Linked DNA regions of Homo sapiens: region 1 is linked to region 2. Evidence: chromatin loops called from intact Hi-C (ENCODE). Cell type or tissue: PC-9. All regions are shown on one strand. Each heading gives the region's core, and the rest is flanking DNA. Links, peaks and the distances in the headings are about the cores only.

Region 1 (10,772 bases), core at 932-8,931, 52 kb after region 2:
AGCACTTACCACTCTCCCATTGAACTGCATTTCCTGTGTTATATGGCAAAATTAAAATAATACAAAAAATTAGCCAAGCGTGATGGTGCATGCCTGTAATCCCAGCTACTCGGGAGGCTGAGGTAGGAGAATCGCTTGAACCCAGGAGGCGGAGGTTGCAGTGAGCCAAGATTGCGTCATTGCACTCCAGCTTGGGCAACAACACAAAACTCTGTCCAAAAAAAAAAAAAAAAAGAAAAATTGACTCACTAACTGTTTATTATCAGTAGGTTATTATAGTAGCAATAGAGAAAGGGCTTATTTGGGATCAAAAGAACTGGCTGTGAGTGTGTGTGGGTGTGTGTGTGTGTGTGTATTTATACATAAATATACAGGCATTTCCTCATTTACTTTAATATTTGAACAGGTATTTTCTTATCTATTTTAACATCAATTTTAACATTTAACATTTATTTTAACATTTGACATACAACGTTTGAAGTTCCTTCCAACTCTTAAGTGTATGAATCTGAATTATTTGCCTTTATCTCCTTACATACATCTTTAAATATTATGGCAAAAGAACAACCAGGATTGCCGGATCATATGATAATTCTACTTTTAATTTTTGAGGAACAACCGTACTGTTTTTTGGTAGTCCTATTTTTGGGTATATATCTCAAAGAATTGAAGTCAAGATCTTGAAGTGATAGCTTTACTCCCATGTTCACTGAAGCACTATTCACAATAGCTAAGATACAGAAACAACCTAAATGTCCCTCAGGAGATGAATGGGCAAGGAAAATGTGGTCTATGCACACAGTGGAATATTACCCAGCATTAAAAAAGGCGAAAATCTTGCCATATGCAACAATATGAACTGGGAGGATGTTATGCTAAGAGAAATCAGTCATATGGTTTGGCTGTGTCCCCACCCAAACCTCATCTTCAATTGTAGGTCCCATAGTTCCCATGTGTCATGGGAGGGACCTGGTAAGAGGTAATTGAATCATGGGGGTGGGTCTTTTCCATGCTGCTGTCAAGATAGTGAATAAGTCTCATGAGGTCTGATGGTTTCATAAAGGGGAGTTCCCCTGCACATGCCCTCTTGCCTGCTGCCATGTAAGACGTGACTTTGCTCTTCATTTGCCTTCTGCCACGATTATGAGGCCTCCCCAGCCATGTGGAACTGTGAGTCCATTAAATCTCTTTCCTTTATAAATTATCCAGTCTTGGGTATGTGTTTATTAGCAGTGTGAGAACAAACTAATACAATAAGCCAGGCACCGAAGGGCAAATACTGTATGATTCTGCTTATATAAGGAATCTAAAATAGTCAAACTCATAGAAGCAGAGAGTAGCATGGTGGTTGGCAGGGTTTGGGGTAGAAAGCGGAAGGTGTTGTTTAACAGGTATAAATGTTCAGTTTTGCAAGATGAGTAAGTTCTAGAGATCTGCTGTGCAACATTATGCCTATAAGTTAATATTGTAATGTGCACTTAAAAATGTAAGAGGGTAGACTGGGTGCAGTGGCTCACGCCTGTAATCCCAGCACTTTGGGAGGCTGAGGCAGATGAATCATCTGAGGTCAGGAGTTTGAGACCAGGCCGGCCAGCATGGTGAACCCTCTCTCTACTAAAAATACAAAAATTAGCCGGACATGGTGGTAAGCACCCACTGTGATCCCAGCTAATTGGGAGGCTGAGGCAGGAGAATTGCTTGAACCCAGGAGGTGGAGGTTGCAGTAAGCCAAGATCATACCACTGCACTCCAGCCTGGGCGACAGAGCAAGAGTTTGTCTCAAAAAAAGAAAAAACATTAAGAAGGTATGTTAAGATCTTACGTAAAGTGTTCTTACCACAATAAAATAATAATAAAAATCATAACCAGGATTCTGTCGTCTAGAGCCACAGAAAATTGACTAGGTGGGAGATGAGTTGTGGAGTGGTCTGAAGGGTAGAGTACTAGCTTACCCTCTGGCCCTCACTGACATTTCCCAGGCAAAGACCACACTGGCATCTGCTCATTACTTCAGTCCCACCCCTGAGGTCAGAAGGTTGAAGCTTTCCTGTTCTTCATTGCAACACTGTACATGTATGTTAGAACCTTGCCCACAGTAGACACCATGCAAATGTCTCTAAGTGAATGAGTGGATAATCTCCCCTTTCACTGAAACACAGCAAAGTGAAGATAAGATTTCTTAAGATGTTTATGACAGGATTTTATGCTTAAAAGACTATGAACCAAAAATAAAATTCCAAGCCCCCCAACCACCTGAATGGACCCCTCCTCTCAGCCACAGGCATTCTAAAGTTAGCCTGAGCCGGGCGTGGTGGCTCAGGCCTGTAATCCCAGCACTTTGGGAGGCCAAGGCAGGTGGATCACTTGAGGTCATGAGTTCAAGACCAGCCTGGCCAACATAGTGAGACCCTGTCTCTAACAAAAAATTAATAATAATAAAATAAATAAATAAGTTAGCCTGAAAAACTAGTTTCATGCCATGATAGGAAAGGAGGGTCAGACATGCCTCATGACACCCTCCTCCCTTTTGGAATTACTAATAAAACAGACTCTTTTTTTGAGACTGAGTCTCGCTCTGTCACCCAGGCTGGAGTGCAGTGGTGTGATCCCAGCTCACTGCAACCTCCACCTCCCAGTTTCAAGAAATTCTCCTGCTTCAGCCTCCCGAGTAGCTGGGATTACAGGAATGGGCCACCACGCCCAGCTATATTTTTTGTATTTTTAGTAGAGACAGGGTTTTGCCATATTGGCCAGGCTGGTCTCAAACTCCTGACCTTGTGATCCACCTGCCTTGGCCTCCCAAAGTGCTGGATTACAGGCATGAGCCATCGCACCCAACCAGAACAGACTCTTTAAATCTGATAAGAAACATTTATAATCTATTCTCTCTGAAGCTTGCTACCTGAAGGCTTCCTCTGCATGATAAAACCTTGATCTCCATAACTCGTTATCTTAACCCAGACATTCCTTTTTATTGATAATAACTCTTTCAACCAATTGCCAGTTAGAAAATCTTTGAATCTGCCTGACTTGGAAGTCCCACTTCCAGTTATCCCACTTCTCTGGCTGAACCAATGAACATCTTACAAGTATTGACTGATGTCTCATGTCTCCCTAATATGTATAAAACCAAGCTGCACCCTGACTACCTTGGGCACATGTTCTCAGGATCTCCTGAGGGCTGTGTCAGGGGCCATTGGTCACTCATATTAGTCCTAATTACCCTCTCTAAATCCAATCAAGTCATTATGCCTCAGGCTTTGTTTAAGAATAAAGTAGAATAGGCCAGGGTCGGGTGGCTCACACCTGTAATCCCAGCACTTTGGGAGGCCGAGGTGGGCAGATCACCTGAGGTTCGGAGTTCGAGACCAGCGTGGCCAACTTGGTGAAACCCCATCGGTACTACAAATACCAAAAAATTAGCTGGGTGTGGTGGTGGGTGCCTGTAATACCAGCTACTTGGGAGGCTGAGGCAGGAGAATTGCTTGAACCCAGGAGGCGGAGGTTGCAGTGAACCGAGATCGCGTCACTGCACTCCAGCCTGGGCGACAGAGTGAGATCTGTCTCAAACAACAACAACTACAACAAAAACCCTCAAACAAAACAAGAACAACAAAAAGAATAATTCAGAATAAATAAATCTCTTCAAATATTTTAGAGTTCGACTCTTTGTTAACAAAACAGAGTCATAATTTCCACCAAGAATATCAACCCTTCTCTATGTTATAAATAAAGTTTCAGTGCCGTAAAAGAAATAGCACTTGAATGTAAAATTTTATTTTTAATTCTCAGCAAGGCAAGCTACTTCTATAGAAGGGTGCGCCTTTACAGATGGAGCAATGGTGAGCAGCACACTTGGACAAGGGAGGGGAAGGGGTTCTTATCCCTGACACACATGGCCCCTGCTGCTGTGTCCTTCCCCTGTTGGCCAGGGTTAGACCGCACAGGCTAAACTAATTCCGATTGGCTAATTTAAAGAGAGTGACTGGGTGAGTGGTTTGGTGGGAGAAATGGTTATGCAGGATGGAGAATGAGTCAGGGCAGAGCAGGTAGCAGGTAATCGGAATGAGTTAGAGTGGAGCCGGTAATCGCAATGAGTCAGGGTGGAGCAAGTGATTGAAATGAGTCAGGGTGGAGGAGGTAATCGAAAAAGGTTACTTTACGAGGAAGTTAAGTTTACAAGTAGAAGACAAAGAATTGAACATATACTGACATATTGATTCTTTGAAAAGAAATTTAGAACTCATATCTAACATCTGTTTTAGTATAAATTCAGATTTTTTCATTGTATATGGCATTTGGCATAAAGATTATTTGTAGATCCTGTCATTATTTAAAATTATATTATATATATTCATATGTTTATTATACCCCTTCCTGTTAAATATAATCTCCATGAGGACAGGGATTTTTTTTTCATCTTATTATTCATGCTGTTTCCCTAGCACAGTGCCTGGAACATAATAAGTGCTTCACAAACACTTACTAAAGAGGAGAGTTATTTATATCAAGAAATTGGTACTAAATAAAGTCTATTAGAAAGAGAAAATTATTTAACTAGATAAGAAACTCATTCTAAAGAAAACAAAGTCTGAGGCATAATGACTTGATTGGATTTAGGGAGGGTAATTAGGACTAATGGGAGTTTTACCCCTGATTCTTTAGGAATGAGACAGAAAATGAGAAGTTAGGAATAAATCCCCTGAAGGCTTTGGAAATAATTAACTGAGATCTTTCTTTTGCAATGATGTCTTATGTTTCAAAGATGAGGTGTAAGATGAGTTGGGATTATGTTTACGTTTCATTTTCCCCACTTTTAAATAATTTTCTTTAAAAGAGAATAAGAAATAGATTCACAGTTTAGAGAAAGTCTATGGAAAAAATAATAGAAAAATCCTGGGTGAAGGATAAACTACGAATTTCAAAAGATAATGCAGCTATCTAAGTAATAGACACCTAAGTAATTGGTAGCAAGTAAATAAGGAGCTCAGAGGCTATCAGATAAACCAAGTGAAGGAAACTGAAAAAACCAAGGCGAGTACATTGCCAAGAAAAGAACCACAGATGTGATTCAGCTTGCAACATGAGCTCCAAAGGTTTAAAAAAAATCAGGAAGTTTTTGGGGGACGATGTAGTAAGTGGAGCAAACAAAGGAGAAGTGGGTGGAATTTTAAGGTTGAAGATTTCATGATAATAAGTTATTGGACAGTAAGAACTTTGGAATGGCACTCAAAGAGAATATGAGTCATCCTAAAGCTTAAAGAGATTTTTTAGGAAGATGTGAAAGTGTTAGGGATTGGAGGACACTTGTCATGTCGAAAATCTTAGAAATAAACTGGAGTTCATTCATTCTTTCATTTTGCATTTATTGAGCACAATCCAGGAACTGAGGACACAAAAGCAAATGAATCAGGCCAAACACCATCCCAGCTTTCTTGGAGTTTACAGATGAATAAATCAGTTCATCTCACTGATGCACGAGTATATTCAAGTAGGTATTTGCTGGGAAGAAATGCAGGGCGAAGAGTGACTAACAAAGAAACCAGGCCTAGATGTGGTGGGGATGGGTTGGGGATTCAGGGGGCCTTCCAAGGAACACACTTGAGCTGAGATCTGAGGGTGCCTAGGAGCCAGCTGGGGGAGAAACAGGGGTAGCATGGAAGAAACCTTCTAGATAGAAGTCCTGTGGAGGAAGGATCACGGCACCTTCAGGAAGCAGAAGGACGATCAGCCTAGCTAGAGAACAAAGAGTCAGGAGAAGTCATATAAACTGAGGCAGGAGCTGTGGGCAAAGCTACTTTAGGCAGACCCGAGGGTCGCAGGAGTTATTTCTCCCAAGAACAAAAGGACATCACAAGGTGCTATTAGGGAGGGACTGAGACGTGACCAGCAGCTGGACTCTCCAGATAACCAAAACTCACCCATTTGGCAGCAATACCGTCCATATTTTACCACCTTTGATGGCCAGAAGTCTGGATTAGGGTTGCTCATTTTCCCTCTATCCCTTCCTGGAGCCTCTGTGGTTGAACTCTTGACGTTTCCTTGATGACTTTGAGGTATAAAGGCTGCTTATCCTTGGGCTCAGGAATCCCAGGCTGTTTTTCTCCTTTGAGTCTTGTTTCCTTTTCAAACTTTTTCATTTCTGGAGGGTGCTGCCATTGTACCCGTGTCTCTTTTCTTTCCTTTATTTATTTATTTATTTTTTGAGACGGAGTTTCCATCTGTCGCCCAGGCTGGAGTGCAGTGGGGCAATCTCGGCTCACTGCAAACCTGCGACTTCCGCCTCCTGGGTTCAAGCAATTCTCCTGTCTTAGTCTCTCGAGTAGCTGGGACTACAGGCCCACTACAGTGCACCACTACGCCTGGCTAATTTTGTATTTTTAGTAGATGCAGGGTTTCACCATGTTGGTCAGGCTAGTCTTGAACTCCTGACTCAGGTATCTGCCTACCTCAACCTCTCAAAGTGCTGGGATTATAGGCATGAGCCACTGCACCAGGCCCTGCGTCTCTTTTCTAATTGGATGCATCTGATATGCTGTAGGATGAAAAATAGAAAACTCAATGAATTGGCTTCCTTTGAGCTTTAGAGTGTGGGCTTTATGGTGCCTTGGGGGCCTTTGACATTTCCTCCTTTGTCCCACTAATACCCCAGGCTGCAGGGGGCTTAGAGTAAGCACCAGCTGGTATCTGTGCTGCTCAATACGGTGGCCACTAGCCACATGTGGCTATTTAATTTTAATTATTTAAAATTAAATAAAGTTAAAATTCAGCCCTTAGTTATGCTAGCTGCACGTGGCCAGTGCCCACCATATTAGACAGTGCAGATTTGGTTTGAGCATTTCTATTGCTGTAGGAAGTGCCATGGGCAGTACAGTCTTAGAGTACTGTGGATAGGATGGTCTACATTATTGTCATTGATGCTGTTGAGCATCATTTGACAGCAACTCCAGGCATGCTCCAAATACAGAACTGGATGTGGCCTTTCTTATTCTGCTAAGCTTACAAAAATACATCCTGTAACTTATTCCTTTCAGAATTGTTATAATTACTGTAATGCTATTGAAGAAATGCTCAGAGATCTATTTCCAGCAGAGAAATGGACTCGAAGCTAATTAAAATTCTACATTTGCTCACTGGAAAATTTGAGCTCTTGCTGGATTCACCTTCCCACACTGTCTCCAAATAGAATACAAGTCACACACGTGTCGTGCAGCCTTAATCTATTTGAGACATTCCATGACGCCACCTGAGCCTTCATCAATTTATACTTCAACCTCAGGAGAAGGGGTACATTCAGGGACCTGAGATGTTGGCACAAACAGATGCTCATTAAAAAAAAAAAAAAAATCCCAGCTCATTGAACTGATGAGCTAGTTATCCTATGTTCTGAACTCAGAATAGCAAATAAGAAGATACAGATCGAAGATACTTCAGCTGAATGTTATATAAAAGTCATGTCAAGGTGTGATGAATAATGCATTAGTGATTCCTTGATTTTCATTATGTGCCAGCTTGAGAATGTGATTCCTGCCTAGAGATTTCCATAATAATAACAATAGTAATAGCATTTTTGCATTACCACTGATCCCTGTAGCAACTCTGCAAGGTAGGTAGCATTTTCCACATCTTACAGACGAGGAAACTGAGGCTCAGGGCAGTGGGGTTGGTGGTGCAGCAGGAGTTGAGCTCCAGGCTGATTTGGTGGGGCCGCCCATCATCAGTGTTGGTCTGCAATACACATGCCTCTGTCCCCAGCACCTGGGGCGGTGGGGCAGGTGAGTCAGGAAGACAGAGAGGCAGGGTTACAGAGAAGACCTCAATGGCCCAGGCTGATGGCATCTTTCCTGGCAGCTTCTCCACACACTGGCCCCTCTGATGGCTGTGTGGATCCTGTGGACTGAACCTTGACTTTTACTGACAATAAAACAAAAAAAGCAAAATACTGCATTTTTTCCCTAGCTTGTGGTCAGTGGACTTAACATGCCACAAGCTTCAAAGAGAAGTTCCGCCTTACTGAAAAACAAATGAGCAAATAGAAACACACAAAGAACCCCTGCAAAAAGTCTCTGGGATGAATAGGAACAGCCTGTCACTTACTAATGTGGTCATTTTTTATATTACCACTGCTCCAGGAGTGAAGTACTGTCTATGGCAAGGCTGGGCTTATAGAAGGCTCTAAGGCTTCCCCTCTGGGGAACTCAGCTGCTAACCTCATCAATATCTCCTGAGCATCTCTCATGAGCCAGGCACTCACGATTCTAAGATGAGCGAGACACAGCCCTTGACCATGAGGAGCTTGTGATCAGGACTGGGAGTTCCACAGGTGAGCAAATAATTAAAACATAGCAGGATAAATGTTCCAATACTCAGATACATGAAGTGCAAATGAGAAAAGAACAAAATGCACAATTCCAGCCCCAAATTCAAAGTCAGAGCAGGTCGAACGGGGAGGCAAGCTCAGCAATGGGATAAGATGAAAAGTGGGCTGTAGGTTGTTGGGTGGAGCTGAGAAAATACCTCCAAGGCACCTGGGACACTGGTGCCCATTGTTGAGGCCACAGGGCCATTGCAAGGCTGGCCCAGGAATTAATTTAGAACAATAGGTTAAAAAGCCATGACTCATTCCCCCAGGGGTAGAATCAATTTTAATGATCAGTAAATATCTATCAACAAAACTGAAAGAGAAGTGAAGAAATGGGTCAGGGTTCAGAAAATAACGTTAAGAGACGAGAGCCATGAACTTGTCCATCATGGGCAAAATTGGGAACTGCAAGTTCTATGCAGGAAAGAAAAATAGAGGCATGAACCAGGGAAGGACCCAGAGTTCTAGGGCACAGAGAATAAACATAAAGTTCGTCCAAGGGCCAGAGGGATGCTAAGGAAAAGGATGAGGTGACCAAAGGGACTCAGAACTACACCCTAGCTGGAGGTGCACCGGCCAAGATCCACCCCGGGCTGAAATCTGAATCACTGGGTCCAACAACCTACTCAGACAATTAATAAAACTAATTTCTGGTGAGAACTAGATGTCCTCCTTTGCACTCCCAAATGGGGGACTTGGTGTGCTTGTTTCAGAGAGAGTGTAGGAGGAGGAAAAGAAGGGAAATGACTCCACATCTCAGCGAGATCAGGGAGACAGATATTCGGGAGGAGGTGGGAGAATGAAAATGACTGGGAACAGGTGGGCTAAATCGGTGAGGTGTGTGGGGAAGAAGCTAAGTTAGGAGTGGGCGGCTGGTTTTTCCAAAGGCAAAGATGGTGTCTTAGTTGGGAGCAGGAAGAGAACTGATTTCTTTCCATAAGGCTGCCATGCAGTCTCCTCCAGACTGCATAAGGGAAAATGCAGGTAGAAGTAGCACTCGTCTGCTTTCAACAAAAGATGAATATTGCATGCACTGTGGCAGCAGCCCCACGGCACCTGGGAGGCTTTGTTCCTTTGTATCTCCCATATTTCATAACAGCCCTCTGTAAGCAGTTTTTTGTTGTTTTGTTTTTGTTGTGGTTTTTGTTTTTGTTTTGAGATGGAGTCTGTCTCTGTCACCCAGGCTGGAGTGCAATGGCATGATCTTGGCTCACCACAACCTCCCGCCTCCCGGGATCGTGGGATTTTCCTGCCTCAGCCTCCGAGTAGCTGGAACTACAGGCACCCACCACTATGCCTGGCTAATTTTTGTATTTTTTTTTTTTTAGTAGAGACAGGGTTTTACCATTTTGGCCAGGTTGGTCTCGAACTCCTGACCTCAAGTGATCTGCCTGTCTTGGCCTCCCAAAGTGCTGGAATTATAGGCATGAACCACTGTGCCCAGTCTGCTGTTGATGAACTTTCATCTTGACTTAACAAAGCAATGACAATGCAGGGAGGCAAGTTCCTAATGATTTCCCTTTATCAACCCCCAAAGAGAATCACACTCTTTTCCTTCCTGCGGCATCAACCATCTCATAGTTAAGTCCTCATGAGCCGAGCAAAGTGTTATGTAACAAAGACAGAATCCCATGAAGGCCCCAACCTCTTTAGAACAAGATATGCAAGCTTTCAGGAGAGGACCCAATTAGTGTGGGCAATAGTCAGTCATCCAATATTCTATACAAGCAAGAAGTTTGGCGTTTAATTTGGAGACTCTTGCAAAAGGACTTGGATCTGCAAATACTTACTGAATCTCTGAGCTAGACTCTATCCCCGGGATTCCCGTGACTCTCTTGCAAAAGGACTTGGATCTGCAAATACTTGCTGAATCTCTGAGCTAGACTCTATCCCCGGGATTCCCGTGGCTTTAGTGGTGCCAACCAGAGTTAAGTCCTGAGGATCAGAGTGTGGCTCTGATAATAAAAAAGAGCCACATGCGGGGGGCTAGAGCTCAGGACATATTTGGCAGGATCTCAGGAACAGAAGGCACCAAGCAATCCTATAAGAGACTCATCATTAATGCAGCGAGCCAGCAAGCCTCTTTCTCAGTTTGTTCTGCAGTCCTGCAGGGGGCCAGCTGTGAGTCTTATGTCTGTCTCGTACCTCTCCACAGGCAGCTTATGTGCACTGAAATGCCAGTTTCAAATTATCCAAACTGATGTGGGTGCCCAGATGTGAACACTATCTTGTAAGCAACACGAATATGTGGACACCAAAAGTTATCATAGAATGAGTATGCCATTGGGATTTCCATGGAAAAACCAGGAGATTGCGGGTTTTATCAACATTTAAACCACACCCAGTGTGAATCAATTCCCTTGCTTATGGCTAAAGGTAGATTCCTTCCCTGGCATGGTCTCAGTATCTA
Region 2 (10,772 bases), core at 997-8,996:
TAGAAACTGCTTAATTATGTGGCCTCATTATAGTGTGTGTTCTTTGACTTCTAAAAAAAAATTGACTTACCAATCAAAAACTTTACTTTTTGACCAGCCCAAAAAGGTAACCAAAATGAACTCAACTAAGTAATAAAAATAAAAACAATTCCTTCAACGCCAGGCTTCCCGCAGCTCTCTGCCCTGCTGCTACTTGTACTAAACATTTCCATAGCTTCCTCTTTCCTGGAGAACGCTGGGATGTGCTGTCAAAAGCAAGTTGTGTGCAGGGGTTTGCAACCTGGGTTTTGTTTTTCTTCTTTGTCATTGTGGATAAGCTCATTGATGATATGGTCCTTGATTAGGACTGAATAGGACCAGCGGTGGGGATATATATAGGTATATAGGACCCAGGATTTCCTGCAGAGCTTGTCATCTTTGGATCACTCACTGTGGAAAATAAAAGAATTCCTCGCCCAGTAGTTCCCTGTGGCTACAGTACCACAAAGCTGTGTTCTTTGGACAGGTTTGGCTGCCCCAGCAGTCCATGAGCGATTTCCTCTTTGTCACTGAGCCACCATCATGAACAAATTGTTTTGTCAGTTGGCCCGGACCTCCAAAGACTCAAGGGTCACGTTAGCAGGAAACTCCAGCTGTGAGTGTGACTGTGAGGTGGCCATGCCTTAAAGAAACTTTCATTTTTGTTTTGAGTTGTCATCATCTTTTCTTGGGTTCAACAACTTTGGATGAAACTGCATCTATTGTTGTTTCTACACCTGGAATTAAGCTGTCCCACTGAGGATAGTCATGGCAACTCCAGGGAAAGACCATGGAAAATAATCAGAAAATCCTTCTGAGAGCCAGAGAAAGAACTCTGCTTTGCATGAAGATGCTCAAAGTGTATCGGAGCCTGTGTCAGCCTTGCATGTGTACCAGGAGTAATCAGACTCCACCACGGGCCCAGTTCTCTTCACCTCTTTCAGCTATAGTTCATCTACTATTCATTTCTTTAGACTTGGGCCAGCCCATCCCCTATCCAGTACTTGCCCTGGGAGGAAGTATATAGAAGGTCTTCAACCCAGATGTGCTGATCATTGTACTCAGATAATTAGTGCTGCCTGGGACTTGATTTGTTTAACTCTTTGAATTCCCCACGTGTTCTTGGCTAATGCTAACTGATTTGATTTGGATTTGTGTCCCCACCCAAATCCCATGTCACACTGTAATCCCCAATGTTGGAGGTGGGGCCTGGTGGGAGGTGACTGTGTCATGGGAGAGTGGAACCTTCATGAGCAGTTTAGCACCATCTCATTGGTGCTGTTCTTATGATAGAGTTCTCATGAGATCTGGTCATTTTAAAGTGTGTGGCACCTCCCCACTCCCTCTCTTCCTCCTGCTCCAGTCATGTAAGACGTGCCTGCTTCCCCTTTGTCTTCTGCCATGACTGAAAGTTTCCTAAGGCCTTCCCAGAAGTTGAGCAGATGCCAGCACCATGCTTCCTGTACAGCCTGTGGACCTGTGGGCCAATTAAATCTCTCTCTCTCCTTTTTTTAAAATAAATTACCCAGCCACAGGTATTTGTTTATAGCAGTGTGAGAAGACACTAATACAGTTTAGTACTTGATCTTGGTTCAGCCACCAATGCTCTGTCTTGTCAATCATGGTTGTCATACTCTTTCTAACCCTAAATGTAAATGTTCCCTTTTAGAGTCCAGACAGTGGCCCTCCCCCAATCCCAGTCCCACTGATACCCAAAGCCCACCTGCCCACGGACGGCAGCTTTTTAAATCAAGGCACCCTGACCCTGTCTGGGCTTCACTCCACCTTCCCTCAGGATAAGACTCAAGCTCCAGGAGAGTGTGGGGCAATGGACAAGGTCAGACTCCAGAGCAAGATAAGCGATGGGATGGGGGTGGAGATGATGACGGTGTCTGTTGCTTTCATTTCCTGGTAGCATACAAATCACTCCAACATTTAATGCTGTGATTAAAGCTATGAAAAATTGTCAAATGAGGTCAAAATGAACTCATCAAAATGACTGGGTCAAAATGGCACTGATATAGGGGTTAAAAAGAAATCACTTAGGCAGATAGGGTATGGGAGTCCTCAGTGAGGCTTTTGTTTTTAATGAAAAGCAGCCCCAAATCATTTTCTAACGAAGAGCAGCCCGTAAAGTTGAGCTGCAGACACAGACAAGCAAGTTGGGAGCTTGCATGGGGGAATGCTGGCAGGAACTAGGGACTGGACATGTTCAAGATGGCGGCTCCATCTTCCCTTTTCAGCCAGCCACGTGTACAGTAAGGAGCAGACAAGAGGGCGCCAACCAAGGGAAGAGTTCACTTGCATAGTAAGATTAGGGTGGGATGACCAGCCTTCCCGCCCCCGCCCCCGCTATGTAAATGTCAAACCTGATCCAACCGATCTGTGAGCCCTATGCAAATCAGACACTGTCTCCTCAAGCCAGACTGTAAAATTGGGTTCATCCGCTACCAGATGGTCTTTTCCGTTCGGAAGACCCCTCTCTCTATAGAGAGAGCTCTTCTTCTTTCTCTTTTCTTCTGTCCGTTAAACCTCCACTCCTAAACTCCTCGTGTGTCCCTGTCCTAAATTTTCCTGGCATGAGAGGATGAATCCAGGGTATATACCCCAGACAACATAGCCACTTCAGCACAATATACATACACACGCCAACTGCTCAGTCCTGGGTGACAACAGCTGTTACAAGGCCACATTAATAACTCCTCATTTAGCTGTGTTTCTAAGTTTAAAGAGCACCTTCATATCTCATTTTTAAATTAATTCTAAAATTATATATTTTTAGATGTTTCAATGCTTCTGAAATTTATAGATGTCTTACATTCAGTGTTTTATAGTCACTGTTGGCTAGACATCAGCAATTATGTAGCTGTCATTGCCTAAGCTTAAAAAAAAACAACAAAAAAAACCATCATCAAAGTCTGAAGGGCAGGTGGCAGTCACCTGGAAAGGTCATGGAACAATCAGGGAGCACTCTTATCATCCGTAGGGACTGTTATTTGGTGAGGGAGAAAAGAAGCAAAAAGTGAATCAGATGAGTATAGCAATTCCTAAAGTAGAAGTCAAAGAAGTCAAACTCTTCAATAATTACAGGGCCATCTTAAGAACTTAGCACCATTGGCTTTAGCTCTTTCATGGGTTCTTTCAAGAAATGCTGTATCGGCCGGGCACGGTCACGCCTGTAATCCCAGCACTTTGGGAGGCAGAGGCAGGCGGATCATGAGGTCAGGAGATGGAGACCATCCTGGCGAACACGGTGAAACCCCAGCTCTACTAAAAATACAAAAAATTAGCCTAGTGTGATGGCGGGCACCTGTAGTCCCAGCTACTTGGGAGGTTGAGGCGGGAGAATGGCGTGAACCCAGGAGGCAGAGCTTGCAGTGAGCCGAGATCACGCCACTGCACGACAGCCTGAGCGACAGAGCAAGACTCCGTCTCAAAAAAAAAAAAAAAAAAAAAAAAGAAAGAAATGCTGTATCATTAAAACTCTTCATGGCACAGAGGACAGCTTATGTAGAAAAACACAGCTATTGGCGACTCTGTATCAAAAAAGCGATTCAGATTAAGATGGCAGATAGGAGGCAGGACTAGCTTGCAGCTCCCGCTCGGATGGACAGAGCAGCATGTGGAGACTCACATCGTGAACTTTTGCTCCAAGAACTACCACTGGAACATACCAGGAAAGCCAAGAGAATCCAAATACCATTTGAAGGAACTGGATCACCAGTGAAGTCTCCCTGAGACGCCAAAAAACTGTGAGTCTGCTTGCTTTCTCAATGGGGAGGCTCATGGTCTGGGGAAAGTTCTCAGCCCTGGTCACTGGCTGCCTGGAAATAGACTCGGTGCTGTTGCCGGGCGGGGCACAGTAGAAGTGAGACTGACTTTTAGGACTGTTGGCTGTATGGGAGCAGGGTGAGGCCTGTGACTGCTGGCTTTCCCCCGCTTAGCTGGCCACTTGTATGACTCAGCAGAGGCAGCTGTTATCCCCCTGGCAACATAACTCCATTAGACTGGGAACCACACTCCTATCGCCCACAACAGCCACAGCAAGCCACGCTCAAGGAGAGACTGAACTCAGACCTGCCTATCCCTGCCACCACCTGGTGGCCTTTCTCTACCCACCCTGGTAGCCAAAGACAAAGATCATAATCTCTTGGGAGCTCTGTGGTCCTGCCCACCTCCTGAGAAACCTGAATACTTAGCAAGGTGTCCTTAGGGCAAGTTTGCATTCCCCCCATAGGACTGCAGCTGATGTGCTTTTGAAAGCAACACCTCCTGGCTGGAGGGCAACCAACACAAAACCAGCACACTAAACAAAAACATAACAAAGGACGCTCAGAGTCTACTTCACTCCCCTGCTACCTCTACTGGAGCAGGTGCTGGGATCCATAGCTGCAAGACCTGAAGACAGGACTTTTTGCAGACACTCCCCCGTACAAGCCCAGAGCCCTGTAGCTCCACTGGGTGGCTAGACCTAGAAGGGCAAAATCAATCACTAGGGTTCAGCTCTCAGGAAACCCCATTCCTAGGGGAAGGGGGAGAAAACCACATCAAGGGAGCACCTCATGGGACAAAAGAATCTGAACAGCAACCTTTGAATCCCGGATCTTCCCTCTGACTTAGTCTACCCAAATGAGAAGGAACCAGAAAAACAATTCTGGTAAAATGATTAAAAAAAAAAAAGGTTATTTAACGCCCCCAAAAGATCATACCAGCTCACCAGCAATGGATCCAAACCAAGACAAAAATCTCTGAATTGCCAGAAAAGAATTCAGAAGGTCAATGATTAAGCTAATCAAGGAGGCATCAGAGAATGGTGAAGTCCAACTTAAATCAAAAACATGATACAAGATATGAAAGGAAAATTCTTCAGTGAAATAAATAGCATAAATAAAAAACAATCACAACTTCTTGAAATCAAGGATGCACTTAGAGAAATGAAAAAGGCATTGGAAAGTCTCAGCAATAGAACTGAACAAGAAAGATTCTTGAAATTCTTTCCTTCTTCTTGACTTTGGATAACCTGATGACTACGTGCAACTCTGAAGAAAGAACTTAAGAGCTCAAAGACAAGGCTTTTGAATTAACCCAATCCATAACAGACAAAGAAAAAATAATTTAAAAATGAACTAAAGCCTCCAAGAAGTTTGGGACTATGTCAAATGTCCAAACCTAAAAATAATTGGTGTTCCAAGGAAGAAGAGGAATCTAAAAGTTTGGAAAACATATTTGAGGGAATAATGGAGGAAAATTTCCTCAGCCTTGCTAGAGATCTAGACATCTAAATATAAGAAGATTAAAGAACACCTGGGGAATTCATTGCAAAAAGATCATTGCCTAGGCACGTAGCCATCATGTTATCTAAAGTCAAAATGAAGGAAATAATCTTAAGAGCTGTAAGGCAAAAACATCAAGTAGCCTATAAAGGAAAACCTGTCAAATTAACAGGAGATTTCTCAGAAGAAACCCTACAGACTAAAACAGATTGGGGTCTTATTTTTAGCCTCCTTAAACAAAACAATTATCAGCCAAGAAGTTTGTATCCAGCTCAACTAAGCTTCATAAATGAAGGAAAAATACAATCTTTTCCAGACAGACAATTGCTGAGAAATTTGCCACCATCAAGCCAGCACTATAAGAACTGCTAAAAGGAGCTCTAAATCTTGAAACAAATCCTCAAAATACACCAAAATAGAACCTCTTTAAAGCATTAATCTCACATGACTTATATAACAATAACAAAATTTAAAAAATAAGGTATTAAGGCAACAAATAACCCAATGAATATAATAGTACCTCATATCTCAATACTAACATTAAATGTAAATGGCCTAAATGCCCCACTTAAAAGATACCAAATGACAGAATGGATAAGAATTCAGCAACCAAGTTTTTCCTGTCTTCAGGAGACTCACCTAACACACAAGTACTCACATAAACTTAAGGTAGGGGGGTGGAAAAAGATATTCCATGCAAATGGACACTGAAAGTGAGCAGGAGTAGTTATTCTCATATGAGACAAAACAAACTTTAAAGCAACAGCAGTTAAAAAAGACAAAGAGACATTACATAATGATAAAAGGATGAGTCCAACAGGAAAATGTCACAATTCTAAATATATATGCATTTAACACTGGAGCTCCCAAATTCGTTAAACAGTAACTACTAGACCTAAGAAATGAGATAGATGGCAACACAATAATAGTGGGGGACTTTAATACTCCACTGATAGCACTAGACAGGTCATCAAGACAGAAAGTCAACAAAGAAACAATGAACTTAAACTATTCCCTACAAGAAATGGACTTAACAGATATTTATAGAACATCCTACCCAATAACTGCAGAATATACCTTCTATTCATCAGCACATGGAACATTCTCCAAGGTAGACCATATGACAGGCCACAAAACAAGTCTCAGTCAATTTAAGAAAATCTAAATTATGTCGAGTACTCTCTCAGACCATAGTGGAAAAAAGTTGGAAATCAACTCCAAAAGGAACCCTAAAATCTTGCAAATACATGAAAATTAAATAACCTTCTCCTGAATGATATTGGATCAACAATGAAATCAAGATGGAAATTTGAAAATTATTTGAACTGAACAATAATAGGAACACAATCTATCAAAACCTCTGTGATACAGCAAAAGTGATGCTAAGAGGAAAGTTCATAGCATTAAATGCCTACATCAAAAAGTCTGAAAGACCACAAATAGACAATCTAAGGTCACACGCCACAGAACTTGGGAAAGAAGAACAATCCAAAATCAAACCCAGCAGAATAAAAGAAATAACAAAGATCAGAGCAGAACTAAATGAAACTGAAACAAAAAAACAAACAAACAAACAAATACAAAAGATAAGTGGAACAAAAAGCTAGTTCTTTGAAAAGATAAACAAAATTGATAGACCATTAGCAAGATTAACCAAGAAAAGAAGAGAAAATATTCAAACAAGCTCAATTCGAAGAAAAATGGGAGATATTGCAACTCATACTACAGAAATACAAAAGATTTTTCAAGGCCTCTATGAGCACCTTTACGTGCATGAACTAGAAAACCTAGAGGAGATGGATAAATTCTTGGAAATATACAATCCTCCTAGATTAAACCAGGAAGATATAAAATCTCTGAACATACCAGTAACAAGCAGCGAGACTGAAATGGTAATTAAAAAATTGCCAACAAAAAAAGTTCAGGACCAGACAGATTCACAGCTGAATTTTATTAGACATTCAAAGAAGCATTGGTACCAATCCTATTCACACTATTCCACAAGGTAAAAAGGGAATCCTCCCTAAATCGTTATATGAAGCCACTATCACCCTAATACCCAAACCAGCAAAGGACATAACAAAGAAAACCACAGACCAATATCCCTGATGAACATAGATACAAAAATCCTCAACAAAATACTAGCAAACTGAATCCAACAGCATATCAAAAAGATAATCTACCATGATCAAATGGGTTTCATGCCAGGGATGCAGGTATGACCTACATACGTAGGTCAATAAATGTAATATACCACGTAAATGGAATTAAAAACAAAAATCACATGATCATCTCAATAGACACAGAAAAAGCATTTGACAAAATTCAGCATCCCTTTGATTAAAACCCTCAGCAAAATCAGCATACCAGGGACATACCTTAAGGTAATAAAAGCCGTCTACAACAAACCCACAGCCAACATTATACTGAATGGGAAAAAGGTGAAAGCATTCTCGCTGAGAACTGGAACAAGACAAGGATGCCCACTTTCACCACCTCTATTCAACATAGTATTGGAAGTCCTAGACAGAGCAGTCAGACAAGAGAAAGAAATCAAGGGCATCCAAATCAGTAAAGAGGAAGTCAAACTGTCACTGTTTGTTGATGATATGATCGTATACCTAGAAAACCCTAAAGACTCATCCAGAAAGATCCTATAACTGGTAAATGAATTCAGCAAAGTTTCAGGATACAAAATTAATGTACACAAATCAGTAGCTCTGCTATAGACCAACAGCAACTAAGCTGAGAATCAAATTAAGAATTCAACCCTTTTCCTAATAGCTGAAAAAAAAAAAAAAAACTTAGAAATATACCTAACCCCAAGGACCTGAAAGACCTCTACAAGGAAAACTACAAAATACTGCTGAAAGAAATCATAGATGGTACAAACAAATGGAAACATATCCCATGCTCATGGATGGGTAGAATCAATATTGTGAAAATGACCATACTGCCAAAAGCAATCTACAAATTCGATGCAATTCCCATCAAAATACCATCAGCATTCTTCACAGAACTAGAAGAAACAACCCTAAAATTCATATAGAACCAAAAAAAAAAAAAAAAAAAAAAAAAAAAGAGCCTGCATAGCCAAAGCAAGACTAAGCAAAAAGAACAAATCTGGAAGCATCTCATTACCTGACTTCAAAGTGTACTATAAGGCTATAGTCACCAAAACAGCATGGTACTGTTTTAAAAATAGGCACATAGACTGCTGGAACAGAATAGAGAACCCAGAAATAAAGCCAAATATTCATAGCCAACTGGTCATCAACAAAACAAACAAAAACATAAAGTAAAGAAAGGACATCCTATTCAACAAATGGTGCTGGGATAATTGGTAAGCCACATGTAGAAGAATGAAACCGGATCCTCACCTGTCATACAAAAATCAACTCAAGAGGGATCAAAGACTTAAATCTAAGACATGAAACCATAAAGATTCTAGAAGATAATGTCAGAAAAACCCTTCTAAACATTGGCTTAGGCAAGACTTTATGACCAAGAACCCAAAAGCAAATGCAACAAAAACAAAGATAAATAGATGGGACTTAATTAAACTACAAAGCTTCTGCACAGCAAAGAAATAATCAGCAGAGTAAATAGACAACCCACAGAGTGGGAGAAAATCTTTACAATGTATACATCTGACAAAGGACTAATATCCAGAATCTACAACAAACTCAAACAAATTAGCAAGAAAAAAAAGACAATCCCATCAAAAAGTGGGCTAAGGACATGAATTGACAATTCTCAAAAAAAAAGATGTACAAATGGCCAATGAGCATATGGAAATATGCTCAACATCACTAATTATCAGAGAAATGCAAATCAAAACCACAATGCGATACCACCTTACTCCAGCAAGAACAGCCCTAATCAAAAAATCAAAAAGAAAGTAAATGTTGGCGTGAATGCCGTGAAAAGGGAACACTTTTACACTGTTATCGGGAATGTAAGCTAGTACAACCACTATGGAAAGCAGCGTGGAGATTCCCTAAAGAACTAAAAGTAGATCTACCATTTGATCCAGTAATCCCACTATTAGTTATCTACCAAGAGGAAAAGAAGTTATTATATGAAAAAGATACTTGCACACGCATGTTTACAGCAGCAAAATTTGCAACTGCAAAAATATGGAACCAGCCCAAATGCCCATCAATCAGAGTGAATAAAGAAACTGTTCTATGTATCTACCATGGAATACTACTCAGCCATAGAAAGGAGTGAAATAATGGGATTCACAGCAACCTGGATGGAATTGGAGGCTATCCTAAGTGAAGTAACTCAGGAATGGAAAACCAAACATCGTATGCTCTCATTCATATGTGGCAGCTAAGTTATGAGGACGCAAAGGCATAAGAATGATACATTGGACTTTGGGGACTTAGGGGAAAGGGTGGGAGGGGTTGAGGAATAAAAGACTATACACTGGGTACAGTGTACACTGCTTGGGGGATGGGTGCTCCAAAATCTCAGAAATCACCACTAAAGAACTTATTCAAATAACCAACCACCACCTGTTCCCCAAAAACCTATTGAAATTTAAAAAAAAATTTTTTAAGTGATTCAGCAGAGTCACGGTGTGAATCCAAAGTTGTCTGCAATTTTTCTTATGTTTCCCTTTTAGTATGTGCGTAAAAGCAATCTATTATAAAACCTATGTCGAAATAAGACCAAAACATCTTTTTCAATATGCATAAGAGAAAATTCCTGCATAATACAAAAATATTGTCTCATAGCTTGGCAGTGTTTTTTCTTTCTTACTAATGGTGCATCTCATAGACATTGGCTCTCAGATCGTGTGTCCTTTGGTCATTGAGAAGTGGAAGACACTTTGCCCTCTAGTGTGGCTCACTTGTTCTCCTTTTGATGTGACATGGATTCTACTTGGAACAGATGGATCCATTTTTTCTGTTCTGATAGATTTATCTGTGACTGCAGAACATCCCTTACTTCTCTGGGACATTCACAGTGGCCACCGACATTAAGATCTAGGTTAATAAATGCTTGTAAAATCATCATGACTTGTAAGAAGCCAAGCTTGAAGATGGGATAGAAAGAAAACTGCCAAAGTACAACACAACTGCCAATGCTGCCAGTTGAATGGCGAACAGGAGGGATGCCAAGCAATTCACTGCTCGGCCAGCAGCCTTGAGTAGGAAAAGTGTGGACAAGGAAAAGTTGCAATCCAAGCTCATGGAAATCAAGCTTAGTGGGACCACAATTACCCTTCATGGGTTGTATATGGGTGCTCGCAAAAGTTCTTATGCCACATTGCACATGCCAGGATTTGATTGCAACTACATATTCAATGACTACCTTCCTTTTGGGGAAAGACACGTATGTTATTGCTGTGGGTGACAGTATATCCATTTTCCTTCCCAATAGCTACCTAATTTCCTTACTGGGAATTACATTTCTGTTGAGCATTGTCTTGGCCCAAAGGCATCCTGGTTCCTGCCTCCCACTGCCTCT

What was found. Hi-C counts contacts between places; a loop is a spot of excess contacts. Peaks named below come from ENCODE experiments on the same cell type or tissue, not always from the same donor. Only the 100,000 strongest peaks of a DNase experiment are listed, where the experiment ranks them.
Region 1: it touches region 2 in a loop (2.9-fold over the local background); 3 of 110 quality-filtered maps call a loop at or near these places.

Annotation. Positions count from the first base shown.
Region 1 is chr10:30,093,196-30,103,967 of GRCh38, reverse strand. All of the region lies in intron 1 of LOC101929256 (a long non-coding RNA gene), which reads right to left. It also overlaps a transcript of JCAD not described here. Among named protein-coding and RNA genes, the nearest start is that of JCAD, 39 kb to the right of the region's middle. In PC-9, for the core only: no CTCF peak of the experiment used is centred there; DNase peaks (open chromatin) are centred at 4,077 and 5,147; H3K4me3 peaks cover 465 bases; H3K27ac peaks cover 1,627 bases.
Region 2 is chr10:30,145,418-30,156,189 of GRCh38, reverse strand. No RefSeq gene overlaps it. Among named protein-coding and RNA genes, the nearest start is that of JCAD, 91 kb to the right of the region's middle. RefSeq lists a silencer at 538-597 and an enhancer at 4,120-4,169. In PC-9, for the core only: a CTCF peak has its summit at 4,210; a DNase peak (open chromatin) is centred at 4,009.